3 separate regions of the Homo sapiens genome follow, and all the other regions are linked to region 2. Evidence: read pairs that join two places in POLR2A ChIA-PET (ENCODE). Cell type or tissue: CD4-positive, alpha-beta T cell. All regions are shown on one strand.

Region 1 (8,000 bases), 130 kb after region 2:
CCACCTGCCTCGACCTACCAAAGTGGTGGGATTACAGGTGTTAGCCACTGCGCCAGCCTTACAGATGAAGAACCTGAGGCTCAGTTTATTTATTTAATTTATTTTTTATTTGTTTATTTGCCTTCTATCATTTTTATTAGTTGCTGGGTTTTGAGCACTGGGCCAATTCTATGGCCTTCCTGAAGATGGTCAAGGAACAAAATCGAAAACAAAAATTAGGGTTACATCCTCCCTGTTTTGTAGAGATAGCGAAATATTGAAGACATTGGCAGGGGAATAATGCAGATTTGATGATGTAAAACAGAGTGGCCGGCACTGTAATCCCAACACTTTGGGAGGCCAAGGTAGGTGGATCACTTTAGCGCAGGAGTTCCAGACCAACTTGGCCAACATGGTGAAATCCCATCTCTACCAAAAATACAAAAATTAGCTGGGCATGGTGGCAGATGTCTGTAATCCCAGCTACTCAGGAGGCTGGGGCAGGAGAATCGCTTGAATCTAGGAGTTGGAGGTTGCAGTGAGCAGAGATTGCGGATTGTGCCACTGCACTCCAGCCTGGGGGACAGAGCGAGACTGTCTCAAAAAAAAAAAAAAAGAAAAAAGAAAAAAAGGATAACACTGAAAATGACCATGGATAAAATGTAGGAAAATTCAGAGAATTATAAATAAGGCTATAAAAGTATCCAGAATTCTACTCCCCAAAAACTAAGCTTTGTTCACCAGCCTCAGTTCTGGAGTTAGGCTGAAGTGGGTTAATTTTCCTTCTGGGTCCAGCAGTGTGGCCTGGGGCACATTCTCTCAAAGCCTCCTTTGTCTCACCTGTGAATTAGAACAATAATATCTGCCCCTGGGTTAGGATTAAGTGAGACAAACCACGTGCTTTAGCATAGGGCATGGCCCGCAGCTGGTGCTTAGAGCAACCGTGACTGGAAGAGGGTGGGATGATTTGGGTGCCAGGCCCTAACATTTTTTTTTTGTATTTGCTTTTTGAAATTGCTTTTATAGTTGGTTAGGTGTCTAAAAAAGTAAGAACCCTCCTCCGCTCTCCCAACCTCAAACCACGGAGGTAACCAAGACAGGAGTGCAGTCTCCCGGACCTTTTGTTTTGCAATCACACAAACACACAACACTCAAGAGGAGGGGCTTATTAGTTTTCATTTTGTAAAAATGGGACAAAGTACCCATATTGTGCAACAACCTTGCTTTTGAAATGAAAAAAGTATTATTTCTGCTTCCTTTCCGTTCATATACCGTATACATATTTTAACAAAATCCGGGCTTAGTCTGTTCTGAGGCGCTGCAGTTTTGAAGGGGGAGGGGGCGGAGATCCGGGCTCGCTCCCCCGTCACTGCCCCCTCCATCCCTTCCCCCTCTTTCCGGGCGCCCTTCCCCCGGGCCCAGGCCGGGCCCATGCCCTTCCCAGGCCCCTTCTCTTGGCTCCTGGCCCCTCCTCCGGGTCTCCTCCCCGATCCCCGCTCTGCCCCGTTCTCTCCCGCCTCTCCCGCCGTCCCCGGGCCCCTCCCCACTCCCAGCCCCCTCCCAGCCCCCTCCCGCCGCTCCCCGCCCCTCCCCCCTGGCCCCAGCCCTCGCCCGGCCCCCGGGCCGATCCCAAGGCCGCCGCTCCCGGGAGGCGCGGCAGGGGGCGCTGCGCGGGCCCAGGTTGCGGGCGGCGGCGGGAGGAGGAGGACGAGGAGGCGGGGGCGGCGGCAGGCGGGGGGCGGGGAGCCGAGCGCGAGGGAGCGAGCGGCGAGACAGGCGCCGAGGCTCCACCGCGCAGCGACGAGCGAGCCCGGGAGGAGGGAGGGAGCGAGCGAGCGAGCAGCCCGCGCCGCCGCCTCGCAATCCGCCGCCATCCCGCCGCCCCCGTGCCCGACCGCCGCCCGACTGCCATCGCCCGGCCCGGCCGCGCCCGCGGAACCAGACCAGGTGGGTCGGGGCCGGGGCCGGGGCCGGGGCGTGGGGGCGGCGGCGCTAAGATGGAGGCGGCGCGGCCCGGCCGGGCTTTGTCTCCCGCGGCCGCCGCCGGGGGCCCGGGGGCCCTGCGGCCCTGCCCGACCTTTGTCCGCGAGCGCGGCCGCCGCCGCCTCCTTCCCGCCGGGCGCGGGGCTGCGGGGCTGGGAGGCCGCGGGGCCTGGGGGCGGCGGGCCCGGGCGCGCTCGCCATTGTTGTGGCGGCGCCGCGCGGCCTCAGGCTCGGGCGGGGTCCAGGGGCCGCGCGACTCCCTCAGGGCTCGCCCGCCACCCCCGTACCCCCGAGGCCGGGCCGGGCTGCAGAGGCCGGAGGGGCGGGGGTCCCGGGCCCGCAGCCGGGTCTCGGGGTTCTGGGGCCGGCGTCTTTGCTCCCCGCCCCGCCCAATTGACGGAGCAGCGCGCCCGAGGCGGGATCCTGCGGGGTCGGGCCTTGGGTCCGGGGCGCTGAGCGGCGTTCGCGGGGCCGTTCCTGGCGCGGGGTGGGCCGGGCCCCGGCGGCGCTAAAGTTGGCGGCTGGGGGAGGGAGGCGAGCGGCCGCCCAGTCTCGGTGTGAGTGCGGGAACCAGAGGGTTATTTTCGAAATGCTGAATGCTCCATGCTAAAAATGTTTAATAATAAACAGGATGTCGCCACTCGGGGCCTGCCAGATGGGGTTTTTTTTTTTTTCCTCCTCTTTTGCCTCCCCTCAACCCCCAGGAGAGAAATTCAGCCCTGTTGAAACTGTGGGCCTCTGAAGAGTGGATTTGCCTTAAGAGGTGGATTTTTTTCCTTTTTCTTTTTTCCTCCTTCTAAATATCGTGGGAGGTCGGAGCCCACCTTTAGGCAAGAATTGGAGGTGTTTTCAGTGGTGAGCTTGAAGGAAGTGGGAGAAGGGGGGCTGGGGAGTGTCTTTTGCTAAATGGCTTCCTGGGAGAAATCTTTAAATGCCTTTGGTTTACAGGACTGTTAAACTTTCCCTAAGATTTTTTTTTTCTTTAAGGTTTAGTGTGCATTTGATGTGGCTTTGTACAGTGTCATCCAGTTTGGTTTTTGTAACCAATTGTGTGCGGTCTTAGCATGGTTTTTCCGAATCTCGCTGCAGCCATTTAGTCATGTCTATGCACAGCGCTGTGGTGTAAGGTGGGACTGGGGAGGCCCAGGCATTGGGGTGCAGATCCTGCTTCTTTCTTCCGTAAACCTAGTGACTCTGGGGCTGTCTGAGGCTTCATCTGCATAAATCGGGGCGTGCACCCTCCACCTGGCAGGTTTGGGCAGCGGTGAAGGGCCTAGCAGAGGGCCTGGCACAGTTAGTGGTTCCTCCTACGGTTGTTGGTATAACTGCTGTCAAGTCCTAGGACAGACGTGAGCCCCTTGTGGTGCCACCCATAGAGCCAAACTGTGCCCATGGATGCCACAGGTGCTGGCCTAAGGCATGGACAATACAGAAGGAATTCAAGGCCCAAACATTAGTGGGCGCTTATACAGTGCTGAGCCTCTCGGGAGGCAGGGATGGGAAAAAGTAGCATTTGGAGGTCTCTAGAACTTAGTAGACCCGGAGTGTGTGGCAGTTGGTCAGTTTAAGGCAGGGTTAGAACAGTACGAGATGCTCAGGACAAACAGACGCCCAAGGAGTCCTGCCTTCTGAGGATAACTGCTTTCCTTGGGGATTGGCAGATAATCATCTGAGAGTGAGTTTCTACTTGTTTGGGCAAGTGTGTCTCTTGGAGCCTGCGCAGCTGGATTCTGGTCCTCATCGGGTTACCTTTACAAAGCAAGTCTCTGAGGCTCAGATCTTGCATCTGTAAAATGGGAATAATTATGCCTGCCTTGGGTATCTATTAGGGCTCTTGGGAGCCTCACTTAAGATTCACAGTGAATTGTTTTCTCTCCATAGGAAGGTGATGAAATGTATGTGTTTGTTGATTATCTGTTTTTCTGGTTCCTTTCTCCTTCCTTCCTCCCTTGCCCTCTTCCTCTCTCCCTCCCTCCCTTTCCCTTCCTTTTCCTTCCTTCCCTTCCTTCTTTTTTCTTTTCTTTTCTTTTTTTTTTTTTTTTTTTTGAGACAGTCTCACTCTGTCGCCCAGGCTGGAGTGCAGTGATGTGATCTCAGCTCACTGCAACCTCCGCCTCCTGGGTTCAAGCGATTCTCGTGCCTCAGCCTCTGGAGTAGCTGGGATTACAGGCATGTGCCACCACACCTGGCCAATTTTTGTGTTTTTAGTAGAGACAGGGTTTCACCATGTTGGCCAGGCTAGTCTCAGACATCCGACTTCAGGTGATTTGCCTGCCTTGGCCTCCCAAAGTGCTGGGATTACAGGCCTGAGCTACCGCGCCCGGTCTTCTTTCTCTTAATGCTTATTTTTTCCTCTTCTCTTGGTTGATGGAACTGTGACTTCCCCACCCCAAATTCTATGGCCGGCTAATGTTTTGCTATGGTGACTATCACCCATCTACCTGGAAGCACCAGAATGGCTTAGTACAGCTAGGGAGCTCAGCCAGATCTCGGTGTCTGCTGTTTGAGATTGTGTGGAAGGACTATTGCTAAGAAGCAGGAGACAGACTGAACCCAGTGTTGGCCACAAGTGAGGACTGAGACCCAGGTCACCTCTTGGCTGAACATGTTAGCTTGTTGGTAAATGGCTCTGCAGTGGTTCTGCATTTTATTGGGGAATTTGTTTTGGTTCATTTTGGCATTCCCGCAACCATCTTGTTGGTTTTTTGGTAAAATGTGGCACCCCCTCCAGACCTCCTAGCTGTGGAACTGAGATATTTTAGCAGGGTCCTGTCATCCTTTGATTTTTCCTCGCTTCCTGCCTCTTGGCCCTTCCTTTTTGTCTGACTTCACTCGGGCCCAGTCTGGCTCTATACTGTTAACTGGTTAGTTAGGCCAGGAGATAGTCGCTGCCTCTCCCATGAGCTTCTGCATACCTGTGAATTTTGGTTATCTGTGGCCCCCTAATGCTGATTGCATGCCCTTGCCTTAGGCCCTAAGCCCACTGTGTGGGCGTCCCATCTCGTACAGTGGCCGTCTCCAGCCTCCACTGGGCCCAAATAGGTAAAAAGAAAGCCTGGGGAAGGAAGAGCCAGGAAACCTCGGGAGAGTGGAATTTCAGGAATGGCAGGTCAGAACTGGTTCCAGCATGGGTCCCTTTGCCTTGTGCTTAGCTGAGGGATTTTTGTTATTAATTTTTTTTTTCCTGTTCAACACTCCTAACCTCTTTTGAATTTCAGTTCTCTTTTTTTATCCTGAAGGATTATTTTATTGTACTTTTGAGGGTTTTTTTTTTTTTTTTTTTTTGCCTTGCACAAAGTACTGACTCATGTTGCTAATGGCTGTGGCTGTATGCTAGTTATATGTCTCATTATCCTACCCCTTAAGATTGATCATTTCTGTGTTGGTTTCTATTTCAAACCAGAATAGGCCAGGTGGGTCAATTCATGTATTTCTGAATTCAATAATGAGGCTTCCCTACCGTGAAATGTACATATCTTGTCATGGGCGGACAGGTACTAAATAGAGCCTATCTATACTAGATTTTAAAACAATGGATTTCTCCCCAAAAAACAACATTTCCAGCAGACAATGGGCTTTGTGCTCCAAATCTTGTAATTTTGGTTTTAAATAAATTTCATGTAAGGAGGCAGGGCTAACTAGACTGTCTTCTTTTCAGATCATAACTTGATCTCTTTTTAAGATTATTTCTGGGACTTGTACAGCCTCAGGAAACTTGGGTCTGTCATTGGGACAAAGAAATACAGGCACTGGCTGTGGTGTTGGAGATGGGAGCGACATGGGATATGGTGAGCTTTGTTTCTGGTGAAATAGAATTGTTTGTCATTAGCTTTAGGTTTAAAAGGTGCCATTCAGACTGGACCTCCTCACCTGGGAGCTGGCAGACCTGGGCCTTGCCATTGGCGATATTACTGTTTATACCTCTGGGTGGCACGTGGGAAATCTCTTTTGTGCTGGGAGGTAGGTTTGTCTTAGTGTCTTGAGCCAGAAGTTGTGGTTGAGCTTTGTTCTCAGCTGTACTTGTTGGTTTTCTGTGTGACCTGAGAAGCATCCTTCGTCCGAGCTGAAGTGCACCTCCGAGGTGCTGGCAGCAGCACTGATTTGTGAAGCATTGCGTGCAGCAGGAGTAGCTGGCAGAACAAAGCCTATCTCAAGTTGCTGGCGGTCTTTCACATCTTGTACAGGACTTCCTTCCGTTCTTACCTCTGCAGCCAGTTGTGTGGCTTCCGTCTGGACCGTCTTCCTCCTTTCCAAGATAACCATCAGTCTTTTTCTCTGTGGGGCTGCAGCAGCAGTATTTATTGCATTTTTAATTGACTTGTCAGGCAATAGATACTCCTTGAGCACCTATCATTTGCCAGGCATTGTACAAGGCCCTTTAAATACATTTTTCTTGTGGTAGGGCAAGGTGGCTCATGCCTGTAATCCCAGTACTTGGGGAGGCCAAGGCAGGTGGATTGCTTGAGGCCAGGTTAAGACCAGCCTGGGCAATGTGATGAAAATAAAAAAATGCCTCTTAAAAGAAAAAATTAGTAGGGTATAGTGGCGCATGCCTGTAGTTCTAACTACTTGGGAGGCTGAAGCAGGAGGATCACTTGAGCTTGGGAGGTTGAGGTTGCAGTGAGCCGTGATCATGCCACTGCACTCTAGCCTGGGCGACAGAGTGAGACCCTGTCTCAAAAGAATAAAAAGTAGGTCGGGCACGGTGGCTCACGCCTGTAATCCAAGCACTTTGGCAGGCCGAGGTGGGCGGATCACCTGAGGTCAGGAATTCAAGACCAGCCTGGCCAACATGGTGAAACCCCGTCTCTGCTAAAAATACAAAAATTAGCTGGATGCCGTGGCGAGTGCCTGTAGTCCCAGCTACTCAGGAGGGGTGAGGCTGGAGAATCACTTAAACCTGGGAGGTGGAGGTTGCAGTGAGCCGAGATTGTGCCACTGCATTCCAGCCTGGGAGACAGAGTGAAATTCTGTCTCAAAAAAAAAAAAAAAAAAAAAGTCTGGGCACGGTGGCTCACACCTATAATCCCAGCATTTTGGGAGGCTGAGGTGGGCGGATCACGAGGTCAGGAGATCGAGACCATCCTGGCTAACACGATGAAACCCCGTGTCTACTAAAAATACAAAAAATTAGCCGGGCGTGGTGGCGGGCGCCTGTAGTCCCAGATACTCAGGAGGCTGAGGCAGGAGAATGGCATGAACCCGGGAGGCGGAGTTTGCAGTGAGCCGAGATCACGACACTGCACTCTAGCCTGGGCCACAGAGCGAGACTCCATCTGAAAAAAAAGGAAAATACTGAAAAGAATAAATGCCAAAATAAATATATAAATCACTTGTGACCTCACCATCCAGAGCTAACTGCAGTAAAGTTGCTGGTGTGTTTCTTTCCTCTGATAATGTCTGTGTTTTCTAAATTAGAGCAATAGTATATATACATTGAATACACAGTTGATAGCTTGCTTTTCCCCTTTTAATGTTATAGTGTATTCCTCTACGTTATTTTTATAATTATATAATTGCTATTATACGGATATGCCATAATTTATTGACTCCTGTATTCGTAGACATTTAGATTATTGTTGCCCTCTTTTCCCTCCTATAAGAGAAACTGTAGGGAGCATCTCGGCATGTTAAGTCTTGGTCCACGTGGCTGATTATCTCCCATAAGTGGAATTTCTGGGGTCAGAGGATTGCAGGTTTGTTCTTCTCTTCTGGACAGGATCGGTTGTCTCCTTCAGTCTTTGTCACCTCCCTCTCCAGCCTTGAGCCCAAGGCAGTCTCTTTCTTAGTTTTTTCTTTTTTGAGGCAGGGTCTCACTTTGTCGCCCAGTCTGGAGTGCAGTGATGTGATCTCAGCTCACCGTAACCTCTGCATCCTGGGCTCAAATGATCCTTCTGCCTTAGCCTCCCAAGTAGCTGGGATCCTATAGGCATGCGCCACCATGCCTGACTAAGTTTTGTATTTTTTTGTGGAGACGGGGTTTCGCCATTTTGCCCAGGCTGTTTGTTTTTCTTTTCTTTTCTTTCTTTTTTTTTTTG
Region 2 (8,000 bases):
TTTTTCTTCTGTTTCTTCTTGGTACTTATTGGGGATTTAAACATTCTAATTCTGTTCTCTTAGTAGTTGTCCTTGAAATTTTCCGATTATTTTTAACTTAAAAGTCTAAAGTTAAGCAATATCTTAACCACCTTTCTCCTTTTTTTTGAGACAGAGTTTCACTCTTCCTGGCCAGGCCGGAGTGCAATGGCATGATCTCAGCTCACTGCAACCTCTGCCTCCTGGGTTCAAGCGATTCTCCTGCCTCAGCTTCCCAAGTAGCTGGGATTACAGGCATGTGCCACCATGCCGGACTAATTATTTAGTAGAGATGGGGTTTCACCGTGTTATTCAGGTTGGTCTCGAACTCCTGACCTCAGGTAACCCACCCACCTCAGCCTCTCACAGTGCTGGGATTACAGGCGTGAGCCACCATGCCCGGCCTAATTTTTATATTTTTTTAGTAGAGACGGAGTTTCACCATGTTGGCCAGGCTGGTCTCAAACCCCTGACCTCAGGTGACTGCCCGCCTCGGCCTCCCAAAGTGCTGGGATTACAGGCGTGAGCCACCGCACCTGGCTGTAAACAACCTGAGATTTTCAATGCTGAGACGGCAGAGCCTTGAACCACGCTCAGGGCCCTTCTGAGTGCAGGCCCCGGACAGCTGTCCAGTCTAGGAGCCCAGCAGGCCGTTCACCTCCATGGCTGTGGGCAGAGGCAGGCAGAGCCACCTGTCACACTCCCATCCTCCTAGGGACCCCAAAGGACAGCAGGCAAGTCCAGGCTGGAACCCAGGCGTCAGAATGCTTCCCGGGCTGAAGTGGCTTCCTCAGCCTCCCGCAGCGTCCCTGTCCTGAGTCCCATCATCACCCACCCAACAAACATCTGCAGGGCACCTGCTTTCCATGTCTCACGAAGCCCTGACATGGGTGGACAGAGCCACTGGCCTGGCTGGCAACGGGGAGGCCTGTGTCTCCGGGACACAGCGCCATCCTGGACTCTCCCTCGCCCCTCCAGGCTGTGCCCCTTCTCCTCCTCTGCCTCCACCATGGCCTTACCCCTCCCTGGTCTCCCAGCCTCCTGCAATCTGTTCCCCTCCCAGAAGCAGCCCGAAGGATCTTCTAAAAACACAAATCCGATGGCATGGCTCCAACCCTGTTAAACCGGCCATGACTCCCCTATGCCCTTAAAACCGACGCAATTGAAGCCTAGAGCCCTGCGTGTGTGCACACGTGCACAGCACAAGCACACACACGTGCATGTACACACACGCCCTCCCTGGGCTCCAGGGCCCCAGCCATTCTCAGCTGCTGCAGTGGGCCATGCTCCTCCCTCTCAGGGCCTTCTACCGGGAGCAGCGTCATCCTCGTCCTCATCCTCATCCTCCTCCTCCTCCACTCCTCTTTCCTCCTCCTCCCCCCCACTTCCTCCTCCTCTCCTCTCTCATAGCTGCTCATCACTCAGCTCTGCAGCCACCACCCCAAAGAAGCCTGCCTGGACCCTCCACATGGGCCAGGTGCCTCCTGCTATTCAACGCCACTGGATCTCATCCCACTGCCCCGTGGCCTGTTCATGAGGGTGATTAAATACTGATGCACTCATCTGCTGCCAGTCTCTACCCTAGACAGACCACGAGGCCGTGAGGGCAGGGCCAGGCCTGCCTCGCCCATCACCACATATCTGGGATGTATCACAGCACCTGGCCCAGCTTCAGGCACCATAATGTCTGTGGCCAGGATCAGTGGCTGTCAGTGCACGCTGGGTCTCCCTCGAAGCCCACAGGGCATCTCTGTGAGGAGTCCAGGGCCCCCAAAGTTGCCCTGAGCTTCTGCTTATCCTGCAGGGCTGCAGCTGCAAAAGCCTCTTGTTGGACAGTCACCTTAGCACGCGGTGACAGCAGGTACCACTCCCTGAGCACACGGGCTGCGCCAGGCACCACACCTCCCTGGGGCCGGGGCTGTGGGGAGCATTTAACAGAGGAGACTTACGGCAGTGAGAGGCCGGGTCCAAGGTCACACAACTGGGAAGTAACTGGGCCAAGGTCCCCAACCTGACCCAGCTCTTACCCCACCAGCCTCTAATGGAACCTAAGCGATCCTCTCACCTCAGCCTCGCAAGCTGTTGAGATGAGCCACCGTGCCTGGCCTGATCACCTTTTAAAAGACTCAACTATGGGAGTCTGAGGCTGGAGGTGAGGGGGCATCGCTTGAACCCAGGAGGTCAAGACCAGCCAGGGCATCAAAGCAAGAGACCCTCGCCTGTACGAAAAACTTAAAAATTAGCCAGGCATGGTGGTGCGTCCCTATACTCCCAGCTACTCGAGAAGCTAAGGTGGGAGGATTGCTTGAGCAATCAGGAGGTCAAGGCTGCAGTGAGCTAGGATTGCACCACAGCACTCCAGCCTGGACAACAGAGTGATACCCTGTCTCTGAAAGAAACAAAATCAACTAAATTTAGAAACAACTTTGAAATAACAGGTTGGATATGCTATATATACAGATATACAGATATATGTTCTAATAGGCAATAAATATGTTGCATTAAAATAAAATTTAGCCTTAACCTTAAATGATTTACTCAAATATTATCCCACCTCCTACAAGTGGCTCACATTGGGCACCTTAAGAAACACCTTTACAGATAAAGACTTGAGGCTCCAGGCCGGGCGCGGTGGCTCACGCCTGTAATCCCAGCACTTTGGGAGGCTGAGGCGGGCAGATCACAAGGTCAGGAGATCGAGACCATCCTGGCTAACACGGTGAAACCCCGTCTCTACTAAAAATATATTTTAAAAAAAATTAGCTGGGCGTGGTGGCAGGCACCTGTAGTCCCAGCTACTTGGGAGGTTGAGGCAGGAGAATGGCATGAACCCGGGAGGCGGAGCTTGCAGTGAGCCGAGATGGCGCCACTGCACTCCAGCCTGGGCGACAGAGTGAGACTCTGTCTCAAAAAAAAAAAAAAAAAAAGACTTGAGGCTCCAGGGCAAGGATCTGCCCATGTCACACAGTCTCCCGCTCAGTCCTGGTTTCAGTCCCTCACACAGGCTGGGCAGGAAGTTAGGAATTATTTTACCTACTCCCCAACAGTATGGATTTTATAATCTGATAAAATTTGCAGAAAGTACTCATTCTGTAAAAGCTTTACAATTTTACAGAAACGAATGCCCAAGAGCCCCCATTCCACACTGGACAGGCATCCTGGGTTCCTGACATCCCCCCCGCACTGCCGCCCCCCTGGGCTGTCCCCACCACCACCGGGTCACCAGGCCCTGCTCTCCTGGCCTCCCCAGTACCTGCTCACCAGCTGAGGGAGGGGCTGGAGGTCTCGCCTCCCACAGGGCCTGCCCACGGGGATTCCCCCACCACAACAAACCCCATTCCTTCTGGGACCCAGACACCTTCTCCCTGCCAACCCCACTCCCCTTAACCCAGGCACAGCTGTGGATCACTGGGATCTCACAAGGGGAGGAAAGACCAACAGCGCCTGTTTAATTTTAGTTATAAAAGAAGTGCTTGGCCAGGCACAGTGGCTCACTCCTGTAATCCCAGCACTTCGGGAGGCCGAGGCGGGCGGATCACAAGGTCAGGAGATCGAGACAGAGACGGGTGAAACCCCGTCTCTACTAAAAATACAAAAAAATTAGCCGGGCATGGTGGCAGGTGCCTGTAGTCCCAGCTACTCGGGAGGCTGAGGCAGGAGAATCACTTGAACCCGGGAGGCGGAGCTTGCAGTGAGCCGAGATGGCGCCCCTGCACTCCAGCCTGGGCGACAGAGCGAGACTCCGTCTCAAAAAAAAAAAAAGAAGTGCTCTTAGGCCGAGCGCGGTGGCTCATGCCTGTAATCCCAGCACTTTGGGAGCCAGAGGAAGGTGGATTGCTTGAGGTCAGTTCAAAACCAGCCTGACTAACATGGTGAAACCCCGAGAGGCAGAGGTTGCAATGAGCCGAGATAGCACCACTGCACTCCAGCCTGGGCGACAAGAACAAAACTTCGTCTCAAAAAAAAAAAAAAAAAAAAGAAGTGTATCAAGTGAAAACTGAAACCTACCTCCCCATGCGCCCCTCCCCATGTGCCCCATGTACTCTGGTAAACATCCTTTGAGACCTTGCTCTCTGCATACACACACAGGATATGTTCCCAACTTCAGTATTTTCTTTTTAACAAAAATGGGTTACTACCCTACATATTGTTTGATAACTTTAAACAAAAATGTAACAACAATGTATCATTTCCCCACTTGTCTTCATCGCCTATGGCCCTGCCTCAGAGTCTGCACTGCAGGCAGAGCATAATTTCACTCCCTCTTGAGGGGACACTTGAGTTGTTCCTGGCTTTTTGCTATTAGGAGCCGTGCTGGAGTTAACATCCTCACGTGTGCATTTTTTTTTTTTTGAGACAGTCTAGCTCTGTTGCCTAGGCTGGAGTGCAGTGGCGTGATCTCGGCTCACGGTAACCTCCACCTCCCAGGTTCAAGCAATTCTTGCACCTCAGCCTTCTGAGTAGCTGGGATTAAAGGCACGCACCACCACACCCAGCTAATTTTTGTATTTTTAGTAGAGACAGGGTTTCGCCATGTTGGCCAGGCTGGTCTCGAACTCCTGACCTCAGATGATCCACCTGCCTCAGCCTCCCAAAATGCTGGGATTATAGGCGTGAGCCACCGGGCCCAGCCCATGTGCATCTTTATGTGCTGCTTCTCCCCTTCGCGTGATCATTAACTCACTTGTTCAGTAGATTATTTTTTTGCCTCCAATATGCAGGCCCTGAGCTAGGGGCACAAAGTTTCTACAAGAGGCTCTAAAAGTACAGGCCGGGCACAGTGGCTCACACCTGTAATCCCAGGACTTTGGGAGGCCGAGGCAGGCAGATCACTTGAGGTCAGGAATTTGAGACCAGCCTGGTCAGCATGGTGAAACCCCATCCCTACTAAAATAAAAAAAAAAAAAAAAAAAAAAGCCAGGTGTGGTGGCAGGCACCTGTAATCCCAGCTACTTGGGAGGCAGAGACAGGAGAATCGCTTGAACCCGGGAGGCGGATGTTGCAGTGAGCCAAGATCATGCCACTGCACTCCAGCCTGGGTGACAAGAGTGAAACTGCATCTCAAAAACAAGTACAACCACCGAGCTGAAGGGCTTGCACATGTGGACGGTAACAGGCACAGCTGAGCTCACCTCTCAGCATCCTCACCTGCCTCAACTGTCCTCCCACAAACAACAGGTGAAGACGCTTCCTTCCCCCAAACACTGGGCACGACTGATCTTTTTCAATGCACCCAACTCCAATCAGCAAAACAAAGGATATCAGTATGTAACTTGTCATTTCCCTGATTACTACGGCTGTTGAGTGACGCCTCACTTGGTCTCCAATGTTTGTTTCCAGTGCTTGGAAGGTGGATGAGGGCTGCAGCAATCCCTTGGCCAGGGCTGGTCCTGGGGGAGCTCTCTTTAGGCTGGGTCATCCCCCCTACTTCCTCCCACCCCAAAGCCTTGAAACAAGGACTTCCCTCTCCCACCCACCCCGCCCTTGCCTCCGCCAGGGCCCAGCAGATGGGGGAGGCCGCCTTCCGGTTACAGAGAGGAAGCCTCCTCCTCAATTGTTCTTTGCACAACTGACGCTCAGACCCCGGCTTCAGGAAGAGGCCACGTGGTCAACAGGGACATTCCTCCATGGCCTGTCCCCAGATCTGCTGGCGCTGAGCAACACTGCTCTGGCAACCAGCTTCAGGTCTTAGAAGCTGTGACCACATCATAAAATGAGGCCTTCCTGAGCTCCTGGGGAGGACGCTGGGAGACGGCAGGTGGGAAGGCGCCCGAGGCAGCCATTCTCAGCGTCATCCCAGCAGGACAGGGTGGCACCCAGCGGTCCCTCCACCCCTGCCCTGTCCTTTCCCACCAGTCTTTTTTTTTTTTTTTTTTTTTTGAGATGTGGTCTCACTCTGTTGCCCCAGCTGGAGTGCAGTGGTGCAATCACAGCTCACTTGCAGCCTTGACCTCCCCAGACTCAGGTGATCCTCCCACCTCAGCCTCCCAAGTAACTGGGACTACAGGCACATGCCACCATGCCTGGCTAATTTTTTTGTATTTTTTGTAGGGACAAGGTTTCACTGTGTAGTCCAGGCTGACCACTGGCCGTTCATAACACAGTGACAGCACTCATGCTATAGACAGGTATCTGAAACCCAGGAGAAGGGATAATGTAACAACAGCAACGAGGCAGCCACCTTTCCGGTGACTCCGACAGGCATCGCATAATGCATAAGACATTATTAGTATTACGATTCATAGCTATGGTATTGACGGCTACCATATATTGAGTGCCTGGTATTCGTGAGGTGCTGGGCTAAGGTCTTATCATCACAAGCCTATGAGAGAAGACTCATATTCCCATGTCATAGATGGGAACAGTGAGGCTTGGAAAGGTTAAGAGGCTGGCCCAAGGGTTGGGAGCTGGAGTTCACACCCTGCCATACATGGGCATGGGGTAGTGTCCCCATCCACCCAAAGAAACCCTTTCTATCTGAGCTGCTCCCCCTCCTCCCCGCCCAGTCTGCCCTTTGGCAGAATCCTGAGCCATAAACTGCCCCTGACCTTGGCCTTGGCCATGGGCGTGGCTGTGGGCCAGGTTCCCAGGGGGCTCCAGAGAAGGGCAAACCAGGGACAACGTGGAACTTCTCCCACACAGGCGAGAAATTGTGACTTGTCACTTAGAAGACTCTGTGCCAGCTGACAGGTGGCAGTTGAGGAATTGCGGGGGCCGGGCTGTGGAGGCAGGTGTCTCCAACAATTTGGATGGGGGGGGTTGGCTTTTAAAGCAATGTGGGTTGGACCCAAAGCCATATAGAATCCTCTCATGCTGGCACAGAGAAACTCACTCTTTTCCAGCTCTGTCTGCAAAAGTCAGGGTATTATTGAGATGGTGGTTTTTTTTTTTAATTGTTCCATTTCAAATATTTCAAACCCAGAATGTCATTCTAAAAAGTTATCCTCTTGGCTTAGGGATTAATTTTAAGCAGGGATAACGTTTGGGGGTATTATGGATTTTGGTTAAGTATTTGGAATTAACATTTTGGATACAAGCCCATTTGTAAAGAATGAAAGCCCTAACCTAGCTCTCGCTACCTAGCTGTCCCTTCCCCGGGCCACTAAAGCACAGGGCCTGGGTTTCATTTTAAGGATGTGAATTGTCTGGGTCAAGTCCAGTGGTTCTCCACTAGGTGTGATTTCATAGCCCCTCCTGGGGACATCAGGCCCTCCCTGGGGACATTATTGACTGTCACAGCTTGCGGGGATGTGCTCCTGGCATGGAGTGGGTAGAGGCCAGGGATGCTGCCCAGCCCCCTACCATGCACAGGACACCCCCCACCAGCACAGACAGAATTACCTGACCCTGGGCCAGGCAGAGCAGAGGAACAATTCTGGGCTGGTTGGGGTTTCTGGTCACCCCAACCACTGTTCCCTTTCCTTTTCATGCCACAAGGCTTAAAAACTTGGAAAATGGAAGTCATCACAGGAGGCCTGGGGCAGGGGAGACAGGAAGGGGGTTTTAAATCCCACCCAAGGCTCACACCTGTAATCCCAGCCCTTTGGGAGGCCAAGGCAGGCAGATCACCTGAGGTCAGGAGTTCGAGACCATCCTGGCCAACGCGGTGAAACCCCGTCTCTACTAAAAATATAAAAATTAGCTGGGCATGGTGGCGCATGCCTGTAATCCCAGCTACTCTGGAGGCTGGAGCCGGAGAATCACTTGAACCCGGGAGGCAGAGGTTGTAGTGAGCCAAGATTGGCACCATTGCACTCCAGCCTGGGCGACAAGAATAAGACTCTGTCTCAAAAATAAATAAATAAAAATAAATAAAAATTAAAAAAAAGATAACTAAATCCCACCTAAATGCTTCTATTTCCATTCAGCAAGGAGCTAAAGCAAGGCCGCATCCTGGCCTTCTCCATGAGCCCTTCAAGGGTGCAGGTTGAATCCGGGACTCTGTTCTTTGGTAACTCGGCCCCTTAGGATGATTCTGTTGA
Region 3 (8,000 bases), 100 kb after region 2:
ATTGAGACCATCCTGGCCAACATGGTGAAACCCCGTGTCTCCTAAAAATACAAAAATTATCCGGGTGTAGTGGCATGCACCTGTAATCCCAGCTACTTGGGAGGCTGAGGCAGGAGAATTGCATGAAGCGGGAGGCAGAGGTTGCAGTGAGCTGATATCATGCCATTGCACTCCAGCCCGGTGACAGAGCGAGACTCCGTCTCAAAAATGAATAAATAAATAAATAAAGAGAGCAATGGGGCTTTTGGGAGATGATTAAGTCACGAGAGGTGGATACCATGTAAGGACACAGCCAAAGGACAGCTGTCTCTGAGCCAGGAAGCAGGCCCTCACCAGACAATGAATCTACCAGCACCTTGCTCGTGGAACTTCCCAGCCTCCAGAACTGTGAGAAATACATTTCTGTTGTTTGTAAGCCACTCATTTTATGACATTTTGTTATAGCGGTCCAGACATGCTAAGACAGGTTATAAATACTAACAATAGTGCTAAGCTATTAAGAAAAGGTTGGGCCAGGCGTGGTGGCTCACGCCTGTAATCCCAGCACTTTGGGAGGCCCAGGCGGGCGGATCATGAGGTCAGGAGATTGAGACCATCCTGGCTAACATGGTGAAACCCCATCTCTACTAAAAATACAAAAAATTAGCCGGGTGCGGTGGCAGGCGCCAGTAGTCCCAGCTACTCAGAGACTGAGGCAGGAGAATGGCGTGAACCCAGGAGCGGAGCTTGCAGTGAGCCAAGATAGTGCCACTGCACTCCGGCCTAGGTGAAAGAGCGAGACTCTGTCTCAAAAAAAAAGAAAAGTTTAACTATGTCCAAGATCCTCTATTTAACAGGACAAAGATAGTTTGTTTTTTTTTTTTTTTAGACGGAGTTCCGCTCTTTTTGCCCAGGCTGGAATACAATGGCACGATCTCCACTCACTACAAGCTCTTCCTCCCGGGTTCAAGCAATTCTCCAGCCTCAGCCTCCTGAGTAGCTGGGATTACAAGTGCCCGCCACCACGTCCAGCTAATTTTTGTATTTTTAGTCAAGATGGGGTTTCACCATGTTGGCCAGGCTGGTCTCGAACTCCTGACCTCAGGTGATCCTCCCGCCTCAGCCTCCCAAAGTGCTGGGATTACAGGCATGAGCCACTGCACCTGGCCAATGGATCCATTTCAAAAATCTCTTAATAAATTTTACAAAAACTCACCATGGTGTAAATGTGCCATCATTCTTTGCCTGGCCAAGTTCCTGTGTGTCACCTTGGTGAGGTGCTGCAGCACAACAGAAAGCAGAAGGTCTGTGATAAGCTGCATAGGGGTTCACATCCTGGCTCAGTCAGTTACTCGCTGGGAAAATTACTTCTCTAGTCCTCAGTTTCCTCATTTATTATTATTATTATTATTATTTTGAGATGGAGTCTCGCTCTGTCACTCAGGCTGGAGTGCAATGGTGTGATGATCTTGGCTCACTGCAACCTCCACTTCCCAGGTTCAATAGATTCTCCTGCCTCAGCCTCCCAAGTCACAGGGATTACAGGCACGTGCCACCACGCCCAGCTAATTTTTTGTATTTTTAGTAGAGACGGGGTTTTACCGTGTTAGCCAGGATGGTCTCGATCTCCTGACCTTGTGATCCGCCCACCTCAGCTTCCCAAAGTGCTGGGATTACAGGTGTGAGCCACTGCACCTGGCCAGTTTCCTCATTTCTTAAGTGGGGCAATAAGGCCGGGCACAGTGGCTCATGCCTGTAATCCTAACACTTTGGGAGGCCGAGGCAGATGGATCACTTGAGGTCAGGAGTTCAAGACCAGCCTTGCCAACATGGTGAAACCTTGCCTCTACTAAAAATGCAAAAATTAGCCAGGCATGGTGGCAGACGCCTGTAATCCCTGCTATTCAGGAGGCTGAGGCAAGAGAATCACTGGAACCTGGGCGGCGGAGGTTGCAGTGAGCCGAGATCGCACCACTGCACTCCAGCCTGGGCAACAGTGAGACCCTGTCTCAAAAAAATAAATAAATAAATAAAAATAAAATAAAGTGGGGTAATAATAGTACCTGCTGCAGAGGGTTGTCGTAAGGATTTAATGAATTGATGCATGTAAAGCACCTGCACAGGGCTAGGACGTGAAGTCAGAGTGCACTGGCTGTTTGTGTAGTATGAGTTACTATTCATGTTTCAGCATGCATGCCCCTTACTGGTTCTGAAGAACACAATGGTCTTTGGTTACCAAGATACAAGTAAACAATTGAAGATTACTTTTGGGTGTTCCTACACTGATGAACAATCCTGTGTGTTTTTATCTCCCTAGATAATTTTAATGATCTGGAATGCTCTTAATGACCTAATTTGGGGCTGGGCATTCATACCTATAATCCCAGCACTTTGGGAGGCTGAGGTGGGAGGATTGCTTGAGCTTAGGAGTTTGAGACCAGCCTAGGCAACATAGTGAGATCCCAGTCTCTACAAAATATGCTTTTTTTTCCTTTTTTTTTTTTTGAGACAGAGTCTCTCTCTGTCGCCTAGGCTGGACTGCAGTGGCGCGATCTCGGCTCACTGCAAGCTCCGCCTCCTGGGTTCACGCCCTTCTCCTGCCTCAGCCTCCTGAGTAGCTGGGACTACAGGCACCTGCCACCATGCCCAGCTAATTTTTTCTATTTTTAGTAGAGACGGGGTTTCACCGTGTTAGCCAGGATGGTCTCAATCTCCTGACCTCGTGATCCGCCTGCCTCGGCCTCCCAAAGTGCTGGGATTACAGGCCTGAGCCACCGTGCCCGGCCTACAAATTTTTTTTTTTTTAATTAGCCTGGCATTGCAGTGTATGCCTGTAGTCCCTGCTACTCAGGAGGCTGAGATGGAAGGATCTCTTGAGCCTGGGAGGTTGAGGCTGCAGTGAGCTGTTAATTGTACCACTGCACTCCGGCCTGGGAGAGAGTGAGGCTATGTCTCAAAAAAAAAAAAATCTGACTTGGGAGTATTTTCTTTCTTTCTTTTTTTTGAGACAAGAAATCTCGCTCTGTCACCTAGGCTGGAGTGCACTGACGCGATCTCGGCTCACCGCAACCTCCGCCTCCCAGGTTCAAGCGATTCTCCTGCCTCAGCCTTCTGAGTAGCTGGGATTACAGGTACATGCCACCACGCCTGGCTAATTTTTGTATTTTTAGTAGAGACGAGGTTTCACCATGTTGGTCAGGCTGGTCTCGAACTCCTGACCTAGTGATTCGCCCGCCTTGGCCTCCCAAAGTGCTAGGATTACAGGCATGAGCCACCGCGCCCGGCCGGGAGTATTTTCAAAACAACTCTAAAGCAGAATGCTGTTCAAGTCACCTAATTTCTGCCTCATATGGTGTCTCTTTATATGCATAAGCCTCACTATTTCCCTAGGTCCCTTGGAGATATTATCACGAAGGTGACTGACTGATGGACTTCATCTTTTGGTATCATTATATACTTCCGGTGGCATGTTACCCTTGTTCAGCAAGCCCAAGGGGCACTGCGTGCAGGGATTTTCACTAGACAGGATCGTGTCAGCTTATTAAATATAATAAACAAGTGGCATCAGAAGTAAGATCTACCATTATCCTTTCCTGTTTTTCTGATAACATGGAAATTTTGCATGTTTTCAGGCTGTTGCCATTCTTGCCACTGCCTAGCTTTATCACACCAGAAAGTACAGCGTGACTGAGAATTCATATAAACCTTCCAAAAATCTTCTCTCAGAAAATGAACCGGATCTCTCCTGGGCCTCATACACCTCACAGATAACAAATCTTCATCCAAAAAAACGTTTAGCTTTTTGTTGTGATGAATTTCTTGCGAGTCTTCCATTTAACTTCTTTAACAACTTCACGATGATCTTTGCAGATAAGCTCATTCCCACAGAGGTTCCTTCTCCTACAGAGAATTATGTCGAGGACAGGGAGTTTTTGGTTTTGTTCTTTTTCCCCCACCGATAAAAAACTACAGAAATGAGAGGCCATGCACCAATTTCTGCTGGTCACAGTTCTGGATCCTTCTCCTTTGACCAAATGTCCTCAATTCCCCCACTTGGCTCTGGAGATGGGTTTGTAACCGAGAGACCTCGCTGTCAGCAATTAGCTTCCCCCTCACCCCGCCAGACGGAGTCTCGCTCTGTCGCCCAGACTGGAGTGCAGTGGTGCAATCTCGGCTCACCGCAACCTCCGCCTCCCGGATTCAAGCAATTCTCCTGCCTCAGCCTCCTGAGTAGCTGGGTTTACAGGCGTGCACCACCATGCCCGGCTAATTTTTATATTTTTAGTAGAGACGAGGCTTCACCAGGTAGGCCAGGCTGGTCTCGAAGTCCTGACCTCGTGATCCACCGGCCTCGGCCTCCCAAAGTGTTGGGTTACAGGCGTGAGCCACCGCGCCCGGCCTTTAGCAATTAGCTTTTTGATTTTTTTCTTCCGGTTCCTTTGCTCATAAATCTCTACAAGCGGATCACTGCTCTGCCGCAGAAGCGCCACCTGCCACGACAGACTCAAGTTTGTGTGCTGCCGCTGATGGGTTGTGTCCATTTGCTTTCGGAGAAGGCTCCAAGTCTAGGTTCCGAATTCGGTTGCAAGCTGGGGACCTTACTGGGGGGTTACACAGACCACGGCGTCTGACTTCCTCTCAATCTCACGAGCCAAAGCTCCTGTCAGCATCTTGGACAGTCTTTCCCGGGGCAGCGGCCACCACCCCGCTTCGGCTGGCCCTCCGCCCTCGAGCCGGACTGTCGCTGCACTGGACCGCCTCGCACTACCCAACACACGCAGCACGGCTGCCGGCGCCGGGACCCTGCGGGAGTCAACTGCTAGCATCTCAGCCCAGCTGGCGTGAAAGTTCGTCAAAACCCATGGCGGTATCTCGGCCAATCGGAGCTGGCCAATGGATGAGAGGCAGCTATTTCATTCAATCACGTCCTTCCGACATCCCGCAGCTCTCCCAATCGCAAAACGATGCAGCCAAAGTCGCTCCCGGAAGATGCGCGGAAGGCGGGGAATAGGGAAGGGGTGTGGCCACAGGCCCCGCCTTCCGCTCTGGGCCGCCGCGATTCTGGGCGTGCGTGAGGGAGGGTGGGTGCTGAAGGCGGAGGCAGCACCCACGCCAGGTGAGCCGTCGTTTCTTTGCGTGGATCTTTTAGGATCGCTCGTCTAGGCCGGGCGTGGTGGCTCACGCCTGTAATCCCAGCACTTTGGGAGGCCGAGGCGGGCGGATCACAAGGTCAGGAGATCGAGACCATCCTGGCTAACACGGTGAAACCCCGTCTCTACTAAAAATACAAAAGATTAGCAGGGCGCGGTGGCGGGCGCCTGTAGTCCCAGCTACTCCGGAGGCTAAGGCAGGAGAATGGCGTGAACCCGGGAGGCGGAGCTTGCAGTGAGCCGAGATTGCGCCACTGCACTCCAGCCTGGGCGACAGAGCGAGACTCCGTCTCAAAAAAAAAAAAAAAAAAATCGCTCGTCTACAAAGAAAAGGTAACGTTTGAGGTAATGGATATTTCAGTCACCCTGATTCGTTCATTACACATTGTATGCATGTATCAAAATAACACATATACCCCCCAAATAAGACCTATATCAATTTTAAAAATACCAAAGAAAATCACTCGTCCATACTGTGAGTTAGTGTGGTTAAAACTAAACACACTGTGGCTGGGTGCGGTGGCGCCCAGCGGAGACTCTGTCTCAAAATAAATAAATAAATAAATAAAAACTAAACACACTGCACTGATTCACTTATCCAAGAGTTGCAGGTGACGCCTTCTGTTTATGTTTATCTGTATTCTAAAAAAAGAAAAAAGTCAGAATGATATTAAATTTTGCTAACATGTATTACACAGATTGAACGCCACTCGGCATCAGTCTGTATAATGCATATTGTAAAGTTTAACCTCGCTCTTTTTTTTTTTATTTTTATTTTGAGACAGAGTCTCACTCCATCCCTCAGGCTGGAGTGCAGTGGTGTGATCTTGGCTCACTGCAACCTCTGCCGCCTGGGTTCAAGTGATTCTCCTGCCTCAGCCTCCTGAGTAGTTTGGGATTATAGGCATGCACCACCACGTCCAGCTAATTTTTGTATTTTTAGTAGAGACGGGGTTTCTCCATGTTGGCCAGTCTGGTCTCGAACTCCTGACCTCAGGTGATCTGCCCATGTTGGCCTTCCAAAGTGCTGGAATTACAGGCGTGAGCCACCATGCCCAGCCGATTTTTTTTTTAAGATAACAGATAAATGTAAATAGAAGGATCATATTTCCCACACACATCCCAGGGGACCAGCTTGCACCCTCCCCAGGGTACCACTGCCTCTCTTAGGAGACTCTGCCCCACAACACTTCACTTCATTGTTTGTAGAGAGGCAGAAGCTGGGCAATTAATGTGTAGGTAGACTGGAGACAGACTACCCAGGTTTGAGTCCTGTCCCTTCCATACATGTGCTGAGTGACTTCAAGTCACATAACTTCTCTGTGCAATTTCCTCATCTTCAAAATAAGGGCACTGGCCGGGTGCTGTGGCTCACGCCTGTAATCCCAGCACTTTGGGAGGCCGAAGCGGGTGGATCACGACGTCAGGAGTTGGAGATCAGCCTGACCAACATAGTGAAACCCCGTCTCTACTAAAAATAAAAATTAGCCGGGCATGGTGGTGCATACCTGTAATCCCAGCTACTCGGGAGGCTAAGGCAGGAGAATTGCTTGAATCCGGGAGGCGGAGGTTGCAGTGAGCCGAGATTGCGTCACAGCACTCCAGCCTGGGTGACAGAGCAAGACTCTGTCTCAAAAAAAATAAAAAAAATAAAAAAATAAGGGCATTAACAGTAGCTGTCTAGCAGGGTTTTTGTGAGGATTGAATGAGTTATTATGAAGGTGCTTAGAATAATGCCTAATCCATAATCTGCACTTAATAAATGATGCTGTTGAGGGAATGGGTGTTGTCTCAGAGCAGGTAGGAGCTCGCCATGTTATCTGTCCTTATTTCATTGTCTGCCACAGGCTTTGGGGTCAGAAGGCTCTTGTTCCACATTGGTTCTCCAAGCATGCACATTTTACCTTATAAAATTTACTTAAACTTTCTGAGACTCAGTTTCCTCCTCTGTAAATGAGAACTGATGTTAAGGATGAAATTCGGCTGGGCGCGGTGGCTCAGGTCTGTAATCCCAGCACTTAGGGCAGCCTAGGTGGGCGGATCACCTGAGGTGTTCAAGACCAGCCTGAGGTCAGGAGTTCAAGACCAGCCTGGCCATTGTGATGAAACCCTGTCTCTACTAAAAATACAGAAATTAGCCGGGCATGGTGGCGATTGCCTGTAATCCCAGCTACTTGGGAGGCTGAGGCAGGAGAATCACTTGAACCCAGGAGGCGGAGGTTGCGGTGAGCTGAGATCTCGCCACTGCACTCTAGCCTGAGCAACAGAGTGAGACTGTCTCAAAAAAAAAAAAAAAAAAAAGGCCGGGCATGGTGGCTCACGTCTGTAATCCCAGCACTTTGGAAGGCTGAGGCAGGTGGATCATCACCTGAGGTCAGGCGTTCAAGACCAGCCTGACCAACATGGTGAAACCCCGTCTCTACTAAAAATACAAAAAAATTAGCCAGGTATGGTGGCGCGCGTCTGTAATCCCAGCTAATCGGGAGGCTGAGGCAGGAGAATTGCTTGAACCTGGGTGGTGGAGGTTGCAGTGAGCGGAGATCGCGCCAATGCACTCCAGCCTGGGTGACAGAGTGAGACTCCATCTCAAAAAAAAAAAAAAAGGATGAAATGATAACATGCATGTAGCATGCTTAGCATGGTGCCAGACATGTAGTAGAGTCTCAGTAAACAGTAGCTGTGACAGAGACTACTGGGTGTTCAGCAATCCTCATTTACTTTTCCTCCAGGGCACACCACTGGACTACAATTCCCAGCCCCCTGTGTAGTTAGATGGGGCCATAAGACAGGTATGGATGATGGAATGAGGCCAGAGTGATGGGCATGCTTCCCGGCCTGTGTTTCCTTGTTAACACAACTGGAAGTGGGAGT

Evidence for each region. ChIA-PET counts read pairs that join two places held together with the same protein. Peaks named below come from ENCODE experiments on the same cell type or tissue, not always from the same donor. Only the 100,000 strongest peaks of a DNase experiment are listed, where the experiment ranks them.
Region 1: POLR2A ChIA-PET joins it to region 2 with 20 read pairs; 8 of 35 experiments call an interaction of 5 or more read pairs at or near these places.
Region 3: POLR2A ChIA-PET joins it to region 2 with 15 read pairs; 11 of 35 experiments call an interaction of 5 or more read pairs at or near these places.

Annotation. Positions count from the first base shown.
Region 1 is chr9:131,392,338-131,400,337 of GRCh38, forward strand. It overlaps PRRC2B (proline rich coiled-coil 2B), which reads left to right and starts at 1,749. Exons shown (of 32, transcript NM_013318.4): 1 at 1,749-1,926. RefSeq lists enhancers at 973-1,122, 2,249-3,010, 3,773-4,534, 6,152-6,231 and silencers at 1,593-1,782, 1,813-1,922, 2,153-2,442. In CD4-positive, alpha-beta T cell, no CTCF peak of the experiment used is centred here; DNase peaks (open chromatin) are centred at 1,384, 1,714, 3,084, 6,114 and 2 weaker places; H3K4me3 peaks cover 4,728 bases; H3K27ac peaks cover 4,080 bases.
Region 2 is chr9:131,265,126-131,273,125 of GRCh38, forward strand. All of the region lies in intron 1 of FAM78A (family with sequence similarity 78 member A), which reads right to left. Among named protein-coding and RNA genes, the nearest start is that of FAM78A, 7.4 kb to the right of the region's middle. RefSeq lists a silencer at 3,714-3,876 and an enhancer at 5,895-6,014. In CD4-positive, alpha-beta T cell, no CTCF peak of the experiment used is centred here; DNase peaks (open chromatin) are centred at 1,286, 3,326, 4,036, 5,646 and 2 weaker places; H3K4me3 peaks cover 7,362 bases; H3K27ac peaks cover 7,732 bases.
Region 3 is chr9:131,368,637-131,376,636 of GRCh38, forward strand. It overlaps a transcript of PRRC2B not described here. Among named protein-coding and RNA genes, the nearest start is that of PRRC2B, 21 kb to the right of the region's middle. RefSeq lists enhancers at 4,186-4,707, 4,708-5,231, 4,724-4,843. In CD4-positive, alpha-beta T cell, no CTCF peak of the experiment used is centred here; DNase peaks (open chromatin) are centred at 4,925 and 5,517; H3K4me3 peaks cover 1,721 bases; H3K27ac peaks cover 1,024 bases.